Linked DNA regions of Homo sapiens: region 1 is linked to region 2. Evidence: chromatin loops called from intact Hi-C (ENCODE). Cell type or tissue: PC-9. All regions are shown on one strand.

Evidence for each region. Peaks named below come from ENCODE experiments on the same cell type or tissue, not always from the same donor. Only the 100,000 strongest peaks of a DNase experiment are listed, where the experiment ranks them.
Region 1: it touches region 2 in a loop (6-fold over the local background); 9 of 110 quality-filtered maps call a loop at or near these places.

The regions. Positions count from the first base shown.
Region 1 is chr22:46,770,556-46,778,555 of GRCh38, reverse strand. The region is part of intron 1 of TBC1D22A (TBC1 domain family member 22A); the gene reads right to left. Among named protein-coding and RNA genes, the nearest start is that of TBC1D22A, 12 kb to the right of the region's middle. RefSeq lists enhancers at 786-865, 4,150-4,219, 4,260-4,339, 4,402-4,917, 4,918-5,432 and 1 more and a silencer at 4,610-4,789. In PC-9, CTCF peaks have their summits at 4,075 and 4,323; a DNase peak (open chromatin) is centred at 4,485; H3K4me3 peaks cover 407 bases; H3K27ac peaks cover 2,172 bases.
Region 2 is chr22:46,559,794-46,567,793 of GRCh38, reverse strand. No RefSeq gene overlaps it. Among named protein-coding and RNA genes, the nearest start is that of LINC02925, 22 kb to the right of the region's middle. RefSeq lists enhancers at 3,569-3,738, 3,728-4,022, 5,461-6,212. In PC-9, CTCF peaks have their summits at 4,046 and 4,248 (motif pointing left); DNase peaks (open chromatin) are centred at 3,893, 4,283 and 6,083; H3K4me3 peaks cover 1,949 bases; H3K27ac peaks cover 650 bases.

The DNA.
Region 1 (8,000 bases), 210 kb before region 2:
TGGAAGCCAGTGGCACTGACGGTCCCGACCCTGTGTCGGCCTAGGCTAATGTGTGTGTCTGTGTCTTAGTTTTTAACAAAAAGCTGAAAAAGTAAAAAATAAAAAATTTTAAAAAGAGAAAAAAGCTTACCGAGTCAGGATATAAAGAAAAATATCTTGGTGCAGCTGTACAACGTATTTGTGTTCTAAGCTATGTGTCAATAGAAAGGAGTCAAAAAGTTTTTTAAAAATCAAAACGTTTATGAAGTTTAAAAGTCACAGCAAGCTAAGGTTAATTTACTACTGAAGAAAGAAGGTGTGTTTATGAATCTAGTAGAGCCTAAATGTAGAGTGCTAATGACATCTACACGATGCACAGTGAGGACCCAGACCTTCCCATTCACTCACCCTTCATTCACCGACCCACCAAGGGCACCGTCCAGTCCCGTGAGCGCCAATCGCACCAGCTGCCCTACACGAGTATGCCATTTTATCTTTCATTCTGTATTTGTACTATACCTGCTCCATATTTAGAGATGTTTAGATACAAAAATACCAACCATTGTGTGACAACTGCCTGCAGTATTCAGAACAGTACCATGCTGTACAGGCACATAGCCTCAGAGCAACAGACGGTGCCGTACAGCCTAGGTGTGCAGCAGGCGACACTGCGCTAACTCTACCTGGGTTTGTATAAATGTGCTCTGTGATGTTCACACAGGGACCAAATCACCTAAGGACACATGTCTCAGAAGGCGTCCCCGTCGCTAAGTGATGCATGACTTTCGGAGCGGCTCCGCCACCCTGGCAGCCAGCCATCACCGAGGCCCATTTCCCCTCTCTCCTTCTTGCTGCTTCTCACTCAATCCTGGCCCTGCCCAGCTTCCCCTCAGGACTCATCACACTGAGCTCTTTCTTCTTGCTCCCTCCTCTGCCTCCTGCCAGCCTCTCTGCATGCCCCAGACTCTTCTGTGTGTTCCCAACTCTGCTCCCCAAAGCCGAGTCCTCAGTCCTCCTTCCTTCTCTTATGAAAAATCATGCTCTCTCCTGACCTCCTCCACCCGAGTAAACGGTTCTCAAACACGTGCCTCCAAGCAAAACCACTGCCAACTCTCAGCCACGAATCCACCACCTCACGTCAACGGGTTCCCCCAAAAAATCAGCTGTGCCCCACCGGCCACTCCTCACACCCACTCTTCGGTCCCCACCCTTGGACAACATCACTCTCTACCAGTCACACAAAAATAGACAATGTGCTCATCCCTGCCTCGTACCTCTCCCTCGAGCCCTCTTCTGGCGGCCCCTGGCTCTCACTGGCCCATGTCCTGGCATCGAAAACCCTCTGTCCCACTAACTTAAATCGGGGCTCCATTTTCTCTCATTCTGACCATGTATCTCCTGTGACCACCTCCAGAACTGCCATCCACCAACAGGAGGGTCAGCCTCGTCTCCTCCCTGAAGCACACCACCCACCCACGTCTCCACATCCTCTAGGTCACCTTGGAAACCTCCCACACATCTCTCTTCTCCTGTCCATCAGCCCTGGCCCTGACCCATCCCCTGCTCCTGAGAAGAACATGACAGTTGCACCGGCTGCCCCAGGGTTTGGCCTCAGCTCTGTCGTCCTGTGCCCATCAGAGGATGGGTCACTCCCCAGCTGAACATCCTTCAAGGTCTTCCTACAGGCCTTGGGGAAGAACTCGTATGCCTTCAGGTCCTATGAGGCCTGTGCAGTGTCCTCCTGCCCCTCTCGGCTCACACATCCCCTCTCGGGAGGGCTCTTTTTTCCCACCTTTTGCAAAGTGTGGCACAGGGTCCGTTTTGAATATCTACTGAACTAACTGAATTGCAAGCACTTCCTGACAGTCCCCTTCCTCTCTCTCTCCTCCCCACGGCCATGGTTCTCACCCGACATCCTGGCTGGCCTCGTCCTACCCATGCAATCTCAGGCCAGTTCCTTGACCTGAGCCTCTGTCTCTGGCACACAGCAAGAGGTCAATAAACAGTAGCAGGAGGTCTGATCAGGTCACTCCTGCTCAGAAACCTTCCCTACTCCAAACACAAAAGAGCCTCAAGCCAAAACTCCTGCAGCCACCATCCTGAACACTGACCCTCACCTCCCATCCCACCACGCAGCCGCAGCTGTGCCCACTCCTTCCATCCATACCACCCCACCACACAGCCACAACTATGCCCACTGCTTCCACGCACACCATCCCACCATACAGCCACAGCTGTGCCCACTACTTCCACGCACACCTCTGTTCTCAGGTAGCCAGCGACCCGCCAGGCTCCCAAACACACCCTGTACTCCTCCTCACTCAGGCTGTGTTCAAGCCACCCTGTGCCAAGAAGGCCTTGTCCCAGCCCCTGACTACAGAACACGCCCCACACCCCAGGTAACCTTCAAAGTCCACTTTAATGTCATCTCATGTCCTCAGTGAAAACTCCCCTTTCCTTGCCTATACTGCCACAGGGCTTCCTGGCCCCTCCGTGGCCCGCTTGGCACCAGCATCCTTGCGGCAGAAGCTCCTGGCTGGTCTGTCTCCCTCAGCAAACGAAGTCCCTCGGTAGCAGGAGTAACACCAGGCTCACCTTTGCACACGCCCCAGGGCCTCATGTGCAAACAGAGCGCATCCCATAACTGCTTGTTCCATTTAATTCTCTTCCTCACTGTGCACGTGTGTGAATGATTAAGCATTTTAAAGGTACACCGTATCTTTGAAGGAATTAACTTCCAAGAACACAGCACATTCTCTCACGACAAAACCCAGCTAGGTGACACCCTCTTAAAAGCTAGTGAGCTGCTGTAAAGGTGGCCTTTTCTCTCAGCTATTTAAAAGCATGACGGCTGAGGCAGGCACATCTGGCTGATGCACAAGCTGTTACAGTGGCTCTAGTGACTGGTTTTGGAACACAAAACTAACTCACTATAGAGATTAATTCTAAGAGAAAACAAAATGCGGCCCACAGCCAACAACCCTCTACCAGCCCTTCCAGGAGGCAGCTGTGGCCGCACAGGAATCACCTACTGCACCATCAATAAACCTGAGAACTTGGCAGCAGCCAGACCCAGTCTCAAAACAGAAGAGGTGGCGCTCTGTGCTCTTCCTCCACCCCGAGAAAGCAACTCCCAAGGCCCCAGACGTGAGCAGGAAAATAGTCATAGATTCTATAAAACTGTGGTTGTCTCTGAACCTTTCTTCCTCCCAGATCCCTTCCGTATTCGGAAAGAAGCAAGGCCAGATCTCCTCTTGACTCCCGACCCCAACAGCATAATGTAGGGAGTCCCAGGCAACTCGCTAGCCTCCCGCCCCAAACACATTCACGTGAAAACAAGGGCAGCGGGTGCACCAAGCCCTCGCGGAGGAGCTGCCACCCCTAAGAGAGCCACAGTGACACCAAGGGACCCACCCCCTTTCCAAGACCGGGTCCTCTGCCCTGTCCTCTCCACACATCCCGAGCCACTGATGGCTTTCAGCCAAGGATCAGGAGCTCATCCAGACGACTGCAATAAACATCACTCGCCTCATCTAGGTGAAAGCCTTAGAGCCAGCAAGCCTATTTTATTTTTTAGTTTAGTAAAAATGTTTGATAAAAGAAGGCCCATTTCAAACCAGCACAGCAAGGAGTAGAGGCCCAGGTGCAGAAAGCTGCACGGCACACTTAAAAATTCTATCAGCATCGGCCGGGCTCCGGTGCACACAGCGCACATGAGAAGGAAGAGGATGGCGGAGGGCGAGGCAGCGCTCAAATGAACCCAAGCATGAGCAAGAACACCCAGGAGGGACCCGTGGGAACAGAGCGGATGCAGTCGGGGGCCCAGAAATATCAGGGGCCCCGAAGCCGGAAAGGGCTCTGCCTTGGATGGGCCTGAAGGTGAACCCGTTCCCCTAGGAGCTCGGGGCCTTGAGCAGAGGCCCACCTTCCCCACTGCAGGCCGTTTACGGAAGGCAGACTCAGGGAGGAGAGGGCGCCCAGCAATGCCTGGCCCTGCCCCGGGGGGCTGCCATCAGTAACAACACAGACGTTCTCAGCCTCTACTTCCTACTTAATAAGGAAACCCACAGGTATTCTAAGCAACTGGACTCAAAGGGCCTACGTGCCCCTTCATGAACCGCAGCACTCGGGGTGGAATTTCCATGTTTATCACCAGAAAAGAGGAAACATTTCAGAAAGGGGGAACAAAAAGTCTGGGGATACTCAAAATGAAAGTTCCCCACAGCACGGGGCCCAGAAATGGGAAGAGCCCAGGCAGCCCTGTTCCCTCTGGGCCTCCTGATACCTCTGCCTCTTGTCTGCAAAGAGAACACCAGGGGGGACCTAGAACAAGCTGCTCACCTCACTCCAGAAGAATCTCTGCTGCCGAGCACAGCAAGCCTGGTTTTCCCCCAGCCTGGAGGAGCCAGGCCTCAGGCTGAGCTCAGCAGGGCTCCAAGGGCAGGCAGGCCCAGCAGGCAGCAGCCTGAGTTCAAACAGGAGGATGGGTGCGGGGGCGGGAGGAACACCTCCACCCAAGCCAGCCCACAGCAGGATCAGATTCCTGGTGAGTGAGTCAGCTTTCTCTGTAATAATTTCAACACCTGTTAAGTCCCCTAGGGAATGGAGGAGATAAGGATGAGGCTGTGATGGGTAAGGGCACAGACTTCTAAGGTTCAAACCCCAGCTTTGCCACTTATGAGCTGTGTGGCTTTGAGCACGTAGCTCAGCTTCTGAGTTTCCTCATTTGTAAAATAGGGACCACACGGTACCACCCCCAGCTGCTATGAGGACTACACGTGTGGTTGCATGTACAGTGTCTAGCCCGCCGGGTGCAGTGGCTCACACCTGTAATCCCAGCACTTTGGGAGGCCAAGGTGGGCGGATCACCTGAGGTCAGGAGTTCGGGACCAGCCTGGCCAACACGGTGAAACCCCATCTCTACTAAAACACACACACAAAAAAATGAGCTGGGTGTGGCGGCATGAGCCTGTAGCCCCAGCTACTGGGGAGGCTGAGGCAGGAGAACTGCTTGAACCCGGGAGGCAGAGGTTACAGTGAGCTGAGATGGCACCATTGTATTCCAGCCTGGGTAACAGGGCAAGACTCCATCTCCAAAAAAAATAAAAATAAGTGCCTAGCCCAAGGGAAGCACTCCACAGACAATCCCTAGCGTGAGGTGTGACACCAAGGCCCCAGCCACCTCAGTTCTGAGCGCTGCAGGGAACACCTGCTCTGAGCCTGCTCCGCACACAGACACGCTCCCCGACTCCTCAGGAAAAAGAACTACGCAGGTGGGTCATCTTGTGCTCCCAGGGCCAAGCACGGTGACATTCCCCACCCTGTGACAGGACACGGGCTCCTGTTCCTGGGCTCCCCACTGCACCTAGAAGCACTGCACGATGCAGATCTCCACGGCCTGTGTTCAGGGGGTGAAGGGCTGAGCTGAGGAGGGGCAGAGATGCTGAGCCTGCCAGAGAAGGAAAGGAGGGGCAGGTGTCACTCTCAGGCCACAGAGCCAGGACAGGCCCCTGCAAGTGAGCACTGCCCTTGTCCTAGCCACAGGCAGGCCGTGCTACACTGTGGCCGTTCAGGGAAAGAAAAACAGAGATGACTTCTTTTCAACACAAATGCCCATCCATCAACAAGTGGATAAAGGAAGTGTGGTGTGGCCACATGCAGTGGCTCATGCCTGCAATCCCTGCACTTTGGGAGGCCAAGGCAGGAGGATCAGGAGGTCAGGAGATGGAGATCATCCTGGCCAACATGGTAAAAATACAAAAATTAGCTGGGCATGGTGGTGAGCACCTGTAATCCCAGCTACTCAGGAGGCTGAAGCAGGAGAATAGCTTGAACCCAGGAGACAGAGGTTGCAGTGAGCCAAGATCACACCACTGCACTCCAGCCTGGTGATAGAGTGAGACTCCCATCTCAAAAAAAAAAAAAAAAAAAAGTGCGGTGCATGTGTGTTTGTGTATATATGTATATATGTATATGTGTGTATACATATATATGTATATGTGTGTATACATATATATGTATATGTGTGTATACATATATATGTATATGTGTGTATACATATATATGTATATGTGTGTATACATATATATGTATATGTGTGTATACTATATATGTATATGTGTGTATACATATATATGTATATGTGTGTATACATATATATGTATATGTGTGTATACATATATATGTATATGTGTGTATACATATATATGTATATGTGTGTATACATATATATGTATATGTGTGTATACATATATATGTATATGTGTGTATACATATATATGTATATGTGTGTATACATATATATGTATATGTGTGTATACATATATATGTATATGTGTGTATACATATATATGTATATGTGTGTATACATATATATGTATATGTGTGTATACATATATATGTATATGTGTGTATACATATATATGTATATGTGTGTATACATATATATGTATATGTGTGTATACATATATATGTATATGTGTGTATACATATATATGTATATGTGTGTATACATATATATGTATATGTATATATACGATGGAATACTACTTAGCCATAAAAAGGAATGAATTACTGGCATTCGCAGAGACCTCGATGAGATTGGAGACAACAATTCTGGGTAAAGTAACTCAGGAATGGAAAACCAAACATCACCTGTTCTCACTCATAAGTGGGAGCTAACGGCTAGGCATGGTGGTTCACGCCTGTAATCTCAGCACTCTGGGAGGCCGAGGCGGGTGGATCACTTGAGGTCAGGAGTTCAAGACCAGCCTGGCCAACATGGTGAAACCCCATCTCTACTAAAAATACAAAAATTAGGCGGGCATGGTGGCATGTGCCTATAATCCCAGCCACTCGGGAGGCTGAGACAGGAGAATCACCTGAACCCGGGAGGCAGAGGTTGCAATGAGCTGAGATCGCGCCACTCCACTCCAGCCTGGGCAACAGAGCAAGACTCCATCTCAAAAAAAAAAAAAATAGTAAGTAGGACCTAAGCCATGAGGATGCAAAGTCATAAGAATGACACAATAGACTTCAGGGACTCAGAGGAAAAGGATGGGAAGCGGGTGAGGGATAAAAGACTGGGTTCAGTGTATACTGCTCGGGTGCACTGTTCAGTATACACTGTTCAGTGTATACTGCTCAGGTGCACCCAAATCTCACAAATCACCACTAAAGAACTTACTCATGTAACCAAACACCACCTGTTCCCCAGTAATCTATAGAAATAAAAAATTAAAAAGAAAAACAGAAAGAAAAACAGACAAGTGGTCTCCGAAGACTTGTTCTCCTCAATTCCATGAGGAATCCCATGGTTCCTCAAAAACACTTGGAGGCGATGGGGTACTTCCTCCTGCTCTTGTTACTTAAGAAACAAATAAATAAATAATCCAAAATTGTCAGGGATCAATCATTTTTGTCTTCATTTAAAATTAACCCAGAGTCCAGATTTACTCTATCAGACGAATATGTAAGAGAAAGGAAATATGATTCACATTCAATTTATTTTTCAAAGTGTTTCTGGACAAAGTAAGACATTTAATAACATGGAAAGTAACCGCTGAAAGGAACAAGAAAAGGAACTGCACCTACAGCAAAATCTCACCCACCAGCTCTTCCGCGGCCCCCGTCACAGGAAGGTCATCTCCACTCACAAACAAGAAGAGAAACCCAACTGGCGGGGAACACACAATCACTGCCGGAACAAGACTCCGGGGCTTCCCTCTGCATGGAAAACAGGACTGAGGGTTCTTACCCAATAAACAATCTCTTCAAAACATAAGCAAAAGGCAATACAGATTTATAAAAAACACAAGAAAGCAAGGCGGCCAGAAGCAGCAGCCAACATTCTGAGGAAAGAGGCAGGGCTCTATTTGGTTCCTAGGCCTGAGCAGGACATAGGACATAGGAAGAACCCTCCGAGCTGACTTCAGTCCCCTGGGTTTAAACACACTTTGTGGAGGTTACCCAGTGACCACCCCCAAGGCCGCTGACCAAGGTACTCCTGCCCACATCCAAGT
Region 2 (8,000 bases):
GTGGGTTAGTTATGAGAGTGGGTTAGGGGAGTGGGTTAGTTATCTTGGGAGTGGGTTAGTTATCTTGGGAGTGGGTTAGTTATCATGGGAGTGGGTTAGTTATCTTGGGAGTGGGTTAGTTATAGTTATGAGAGTGGGTTAGTTGTCATGGGAGTGGGTTAGTTATCTTGGGGGTGGGTTAATTATAGTTATGAGAGTGGGTTAGTTATCATGAGAGTGGGTTAGTTATCACGGGAGTGGGTTCATTATCATGGAAGTGGGTTTATAATCATGGGAGTGGGTTAGTTATCTTGGGAGTGGTTTAGTTATCTTGGGAGTGGGTTAGTTATCATGGGAGTGGGTTAGTAATCTTGGGAGTGGGTTCGTTATCTTGGGAGTGGGTTAGTTATCATGGAAGTGGGTTAGTTATCATGGGAGTGGATTAGTTATCTTGGGAGTGGGTTAGTTATCATGGGAGTGGGTTCGTTATCTTGGGAGTGGGTTAGTTATCTTGGGAGTGGGTTCGTTATCATGGGAGTGGGTTAGTTATCTTGGGAGTGGGTTAGTTATCTTGGGAGTGGGTTAGTTATCATGGGAGTGGGTTCGTTATCATGGGAGTGGGTTAGTTATCATGGGAGTGGATTAGTTATCTTGGGAGTAGGTTAGTTATCATGGGAGTGGGTTCGTTATCTTGGGAGTGGGTTAGTTATCTTGGGAGTGGGTTAGTTATCATGGGAGTGGGTTAGTTATCTTGGGAGTGGGTTCGTTATCTTGGGAGTGGGTTAGTTGTCATGGGAGTGGGTTCGTTATCATGGGAGTGGGTTAGTTATCATGGGAGTGGATTAGTTATCTTGGGAGTGGGTTAGTTATCATGGGAGTGGGTTCGTTATCTTGGGAGTGGGTTCGTTATCTTGGGAGTGGGTTAGTTATCATGGGAGTGGGTTCGTTATGGGCGTGGGTTAGTTATCTTGGGAGTGGGTTAGTTATCATGAGAGTGGGTTAGTTATGAGAGTGGGTTAGTTATCATGGGAGTGGGTTAGTTATCTTGGGAGTGGGTTAGTTATCTTGGGAGTGGGTTAGCTATGAGAGTGGGTTAGTTATCTTGGGAGTGGGTTAGTTATCTTGGGAGTGGGTTAGTTATCATGGGAGTGGGTTCGTTATGAGAGTGGGTTAGTTATCTTGGGAGTGGGTTAGTTATCTTGGGAGTGGGTTCCTGATAAAAGAATGGGTTCAGTGCACACTCTCTTGCCCTTCTGCCTTCTTCCATGGGGTGTTGCACGAAGAAGGCTCTCCCTAGATCCTGGCACCTTGCTCTTGGACTTCCAGCCTCCAGAGCTATGAGCCAAATAAGCTTCCATTGTTTATAAATTACCCAGTCTCAGATACTCTGTGATAACAGCACAAAAGGGACTAAGACATCATCTAATGTACTTTATTTATTTATTTATTAAGACAGAGTCTGGCTCTGTCACCCAGGCTGGAGTGTAGTGGTGTGATCTTGGCTCACTGCAACCTCCACCTCCTGAGTTCAAGCGATTCTCCTGCCTCAGCCTCCTGAGTAGCTGGGATTACAGATGCAAGCTACCACGCTGGGCTAATTTTTGTATTTTTAGTAGAGACAGGGTTTCACCGTGTTGGCCAGGCTGGTCTCGAACTCCTGACCTCGAATGATCTGCCCACCTCGGTCTCCCAAAGTGCTGAGATTACAGGCGTCAGCCACTGCACCCGGCCACTAATGTACTTTAACAAAAACAACAAAAAATAGATATAGTCTTGCTGTGTTGTCCAGGCTGGAATGCAGTGGCTATTCACGAATGTAGTGGCTATTGATGGGTATGGGCAAGGCCTATACTGCGCCCGGCCTATATAAGCCGGGCACGGTGGCTCACGCCTGTAATCCCAACACTTAGGGAGGCCCAGGCGGGCAGACCACCTGAGGTCAGGAGATCAAGACCAGCTTGGCCCAACATGGCAAAACCCTGTCTCTACTAAAAATACAGAAGTTATCCTGGCGTGATGGCACACGCCTGTAGTCCCGGTTATTCGGGAGACTGAGGCAGGAGAATCGCTTGAACCCTGGAGGTGGAGTTTGCGGTGAGCTGAGATCGTGCCACTGCACTCTAGCCTGGGTGATAGAGCGATACTGTGTCTCAATAAATAAATAAAATTTTTATCTATATAAAAGACAATGAAAAATTAATGTTATTCTATGCAGCCAATAGTTACTTAGATTTACCCATGTTTAAACATTTACTGTCTTAGCCATTTTGAGGTAACATGAAGTACATTCTCATTGTTGGGATGCTGATATAGTTTGGATGTTGTCCTTTCCAGATCTCGGGTTAAAATTTGATCCTCAGTGTTGGAGGTGGGGCCTGGCGGGAGGTGTTTGTATCATGAGGGCGGACCCCTCATGAACGGCTTGGTGCTTGCGTTAACAGTGAGTTCTGCCTTTATTAGTTCCCGCGAGGGTTGGTTGTTAAAGAGAGCCTGGAACCTCCTTTCCCCCTCTCCTCCCTCCTTCCTCTCTCCATGGGATGCCTGCTACCCTTCCCCTTCTGCTATGAGTGGAAGCTTCCTGAGGCCTCACCAGAAGCAGATGCTGGTGCCACGCTTCTTTGTACCAGCCTGAAGAACTATGAGCCAAATAACCATCTTTTCTTTTCTTTTCTTTCCTTTCCTTTCCTTTTCTTTTCTCTTCTTTTCTTTTCTTTTCCAGACGGAGTTTTGCTCCTGTTGCCCAGGCTGGAGTGCAATGGCGCGATTTCGGCTCACCGCAAACTCTGCCTTCCGGGTTCAAATGATTCTCCTGCCTCAGCCTCCCAAGTAGCTGGGATTACAGGCATGTGCCACCATGCCTGGCTAATTTTGTATGTTTAGTAGAGACAGTTTCTCCATGTTGGTCAGACTGGTCTCGAACTCCTGACCTCAGGTGATCTGCCTGCCTCAGTCTCCCAAAGTGCTGGGATTACAAGTGTGAGCCACTGTGCCTGGCTACCACCTTTTCTTTATAAATTACCTATCCTCGGGTATTTCTTTCTAGCAATGCAGCAAATTAAGACAGGTACCAGCCCCACCATCCATCTCCAGGACTGTCTTGGGCAGGACCTGTGTCACCTCCGCTGGCCTCTGTAATCAGCATCTGCACGGTGGGCCTTGGATTGATGTCACTCTCTCCCTTTAGATTCCCCTCTTGGAAGGAAAGGCACCAAGGGCCTGCCCCCCTCTCTGCTCAGGATCCTCCAGACAGCTGGCCTCCAGGCCACCCACCCTGAGGCTGACCTCCGGCCAGCTGGGGCCCTGCTGCGCCCCCAGGCTCCTCCTCTGTGGTCAGATGGTTTTCACTTCTTTGGCCTGATTCAGGGGCTGGTGGGCGGGGCAGTGGCTCACACTGGGTTCACCTGTTAAAGTGCAGGGGTAGGGGTAGCTCCCCAAAAGGAGAAGCAACAAAGATGGACACACAGCAAAGCTGTGGGCGTGTCTGCCACAGGCCAGTGTCCCTGGATGCCTTGGGTGGGGTGGGGCTGAGGCAGGCAGCCTGCCAGGCCAGAAAGCATGAGGCCCTGGCCCTGGGCTTGTGTCCCTAGGGATGCAGTGAGCACAGACCTCCCTAGAGGGGGGCCTGGCCCGCCAGAAGCCCAGCCCCGGCCCCTGCCACCAGCCTGTCCTTCCTCAATTCCTAGCTCCAGCCAGATCCCCAGAGATGAGCGACCCTGATGACCAGCAAGGGCAGGCCCGCCCTCCTTCATCTCCCTCCTCTCACCCGGCCCAGCCCGGAGGAGGAGTGTGGTGTGAGTGTAGCCGCAAATCCAGTCAGCTCCCCTGGGCTGAAGCCCCAGAAATGCTGCTCCAGGACCCAGGCAGCTCCAGTCTGCCCCACGTGGCTTCCAGGGGCACAGCCCTCGGCACAGAAGGCTGTAGGTGTGGCCTGCAGCACGGGGTGGAGGCTGGGAAGGGCCTGGGGGACCCAAGGGACGGATCAAGGCCTGTTCAGAGCCAGACTCCAACCACCTGCTCCCAAGCCAGCCCTCAGGCCCTGCTCTGCAATGGGTTCGGTTGCCCTGTGTTCGCCTTCCGGGCCCCAGCCCAGGTAGGAGGATGCTGGCACACCTGCTGGCTACAGGCGGCCCTTCCTTCTCCTCAGGCGAGGAGGTGCCCACTCTGAGCTGTGCAGCCGGGAGCCAGGGTGAGCTGAGCCCCCACCTGCTGCCCCAGGGAGACCCTGCCACGTCTCTCTTAGCCTAATTTAGCTGTGCGTGAACCTCCCACCTGCCCTGCACTAGCTGGTCCCTAAGCTCACTGGGGCCACCTTGTGGCTGCTCACGGCCTCGGCCCCGCAAGTTGGGGCCTGATTTCCACACTGGCTGCATTTGTCCTCTGTGGACTTTTGTCCTCTGTGCCACCTTCTTGGGTGGCACCCGCCACATGCTGTGCTGAGCTACTTCTTTTTTTTTTTTTTTTTCTGAGGCGGAGTCTTGCTCTGTCGCCCAGGCTGCAGTGCAATGGCGCTATCTCGGATCACTGCAAGCTCCGCCTCCCGGGTTCACGCCATTCTCCTGCCTCAGCCTCCCGAGTAGCTGGGACTACAGGTGCGCGTCACCACGCCCGGCTAATTTTTTGTATTTTTAGTAGAGACGGAGTTTCACCATGTTGGCCAGGCTGGTCTCGAACTCCTGACCTCATGATCTGCCCGCCTCGGCCTCCCAAAGTGCTGGGATTACAGGCATGAGCCACTGCACCTGGCCTGTGCTGAGCTACTTCTAAACCCCACAGAGGGCCAGGTGTGCTGGCTCACACCTGTAATCCCAACACTTTGGGAGGCCAAGGCGGATCACCTGAGGTCAGGAGATCGAGACCAGCCTGGCCAACATGGTGAAACTCCATCTCTACTAAAAATACAAAAAATTAGCCGGGCATGGTGGCAGGCACCTGCAATCCCAGCTACTCGGGAGGCTGAGGTAGGAGAACCACTTGAACCTGGGGGTGGGAGGTTGCAGTGAGCCGAGATCGTGCCACTGCACTCCAGCCTGGGCGACAGAATGAGACTCAGTCCCCCCGCAAGAAAACGAAACACCATGGGGGAAGACGCACATTTTCATGTATAGGCTCTTCCTGTTTCACGTGAGGAGCATCGCAGGATGCATCTGTTCTGACACGAGGGGCACCAGATCGCTGGAGGCAAAAAGAGGGATCCTGAGAGGCCGTCTGGGAAAGAGAGAACTGAAAGACAGTGACAGCAGTGACGATGGCTCACACCTCCTGTGTGCCGGGCACTGTTCTGGGCACTTTATACGAACCAGTGAAGAGAGTGGCTGTCAGTGTGAGAGGAGCTCTGGGGACACGGGGATGTCTCGCAATGGGGCTCCTTCCTCCACCTCCCCATGAAGCCTTTGGTAGACCACACAGCCTCATGTGCCTTCAGATGAGTTTGTGTGGAAGTGGAGTGTGGGGCATGCAGGCCTGAGGGTGAGGGCAATGCCTGTCCCCTTGGGATCACTTCACCCTCACAGGGATGCTGGAGCAGGCCTGGGATCCCCCCATCACACAGAGGGAATGACCAGGGCTCCCAGAGCCGGAGCACAATGTCCAGGCTGTGGCTGCTGAATGACCCAGGCCCTCTGGGGGGGCTGCTCCACCCGCCATGGCCCTCCCAACCTCCCTTGCTTTCCAAGGTCCACCCAAAGCCCCAGGCCTCTCAAGTCTCCTACATCCCCTCTCCCCCTAAGGTCCCAAAGATTTCCCAAGGTCCCTTAGGCCTCTGGAGGTCCCCCAAGGCTCCTCAGGCCCCCAAGGCCCAAAAGATCCTCCAGAGACCCCTCAAGGCCTTCCCAGGCCCCTCAACGATCCCCAGGGCCCCCCAGGTTCCTTAGGCCCTCCTAAAGCCCCACAAGGTCTCCTAGGTCGCCTAAATTCCCAAGACTTCCCAAGGCCCTATGTGGCCCTCAAGACCCCCAGACCTCCCTGCATCCTCAGCCCTCCATGAGACCCTGTCAGCAGCTGCCTCTTCTGGGATGGCCAGGCTGAAGTCCCCAGGGGTGAATCCACCTGTTCAGCTCCTTGCTTCCTGCCACCAGCTATTGGTCCTGGGCTGACCTATGGTGTGGTGCCTTTGGAATCACGTGACCACCAGGCATCGTCACATGTTGTCAAACATGGCTACCTACACCACCATCATAGAAGAGATGGAAGTGAGTTCTTCTGCAGCACCCCAGAGCCGGCCTGCAGTCAGGAAGGCCTCCCCAGAGGCATCCACGAAGCTGCCTGCCAACCTGGGTGCCCCAGGCATGGGCCCCTCTAAGCCTGCCCTAGGAGGAGAACAGTTTGTGTGACACAGGGGGCGGAGGCTGGGTCTGAATCTTTTTTTTTTTTTTTTTGAAACAGAGTTCGCTGTGTCGCCCAGGCTGGAGTGCAGTGGTGCAATCTCACCTCACTGCAACCTCCGCCTCCCGAGTTCAAGCGATTCTCCTGCCTTAGCCTCTCTAGTAGCTGGGATTGCAGGTGTGCACCATCACGCCTGGCTAATTTTTGTATTTTTTAGCAGAGACGGGGTTTCTCCATATTGGGCAGGCTGGTCTGAACTCCTGACCTCAGGTGATTCGCCCACCTCAGCCTCTCAAAATGCTGGGATTACAAGCGTGAGCCACCGCGCCCAGCTGGGTCTGAATCTTTAACAGTTCCCCTCCGCTCCTGGAGCCCCTCCCACAGCCAGCCCTTGCTCACCAGCGGGGGAACCAACAGCCCCTTCCTCACCCTCCTGGGGGTTGGGGTCTCTCTCCACAATACCAGTGCCGGGACGCATCCCTCGTCTTCTCTGCTCCTTTCCGTTGTCCGGAGGCCTAGGCCCAGTCATCCAGCCAGCCTCCACCCAGCTCCTCTCCCTGCACACAAAGACTGACCCCATCAAGCTGCACTTCCTGAAACACACCCACAAACCAGAAACTCAGCCTCCCCTTTGCCCGCAGGATGCCCATGGGCAAAACTGTCACCAAGAGAAGAGAGGAGGGGCCCAAACCGGCTCTGTCTCTGTGGAGAAAGAGCCTGCCTAGGGCTGGACCCTGGTTGTGTGGCTTCAGGTATGAGTCCCTTCCCCTTCCTAGGCCCCAGTCCCCTCACTGCACACCTAGGGTGATGACATGTCATGGCCCAGGGTTAAGAGCACAGACTGGAGTGGGACTCCCTGGGCTTTACTTCTGGCTCTGCTGCACACTGGCTGTGTGACTCTGAATGAGTAACCTAGCCTCTCTGTGCCCGAGTTTCCTTGTCTGTTAATAGGGATCAAACAGAATATAACATCAAGGTCATTAAGAAGAGTCAGTAAATTAATGTTTATAAAGTATTTATTATTTTTATTTTATTTTATTAATTTTTTTAGATAGAGTCTCACTCTGTCACCCAGGCTGGAGTGCAGTGGTACAATCTCGGCTCACTGCAATCTCTGCCTCCTGGATTCAAGTTGAGTGTCATGCCTCAGCCTACTGAGTAGCTGGGATTACAGGCCCTGCCACCACACCCAGCTAATTTTTTATATTTTTGGTAGAGATAGGGTTTCACCATGTTGGCCAGGCTGATCTCGAACTCCTGACCTCAAGTCATCCGCACGCCTTGCCCTCCCAAAGTGCTGGGGTTACAGGTATGAGCCACTGCGCCCAGCCAGAATTATTATTTTTTTTTCTTGCTGATTTGAGTCCCTTGTAGATTCTGCGTATTAGTCCTTTGTCAGATGCATAGTTTGCAAACATTTTCTCCCATTCTCTAAGTTGTCTGTTTACTTTCATGATTATTTCTTCTGCTGTGTAGAAGCTTTCTAGTTTAAGTAGGTCCTGTTTATTTTTGTTTTTGTTGCATTTGCCTTTGGAGCCTTCGTTATAAATATTTAGCCTAGGCCAATGTCCATAAGAGTTTTTCCTAGGGTTCCTTCTAGAATTTTTATGATTTCAGGACTTAGGTTTAAGTATTTAACCCATTGTGAGTTAATTTTTGTATATGGTGAGAAAGAGGGATCCAGCTCCATTCTTCCACAT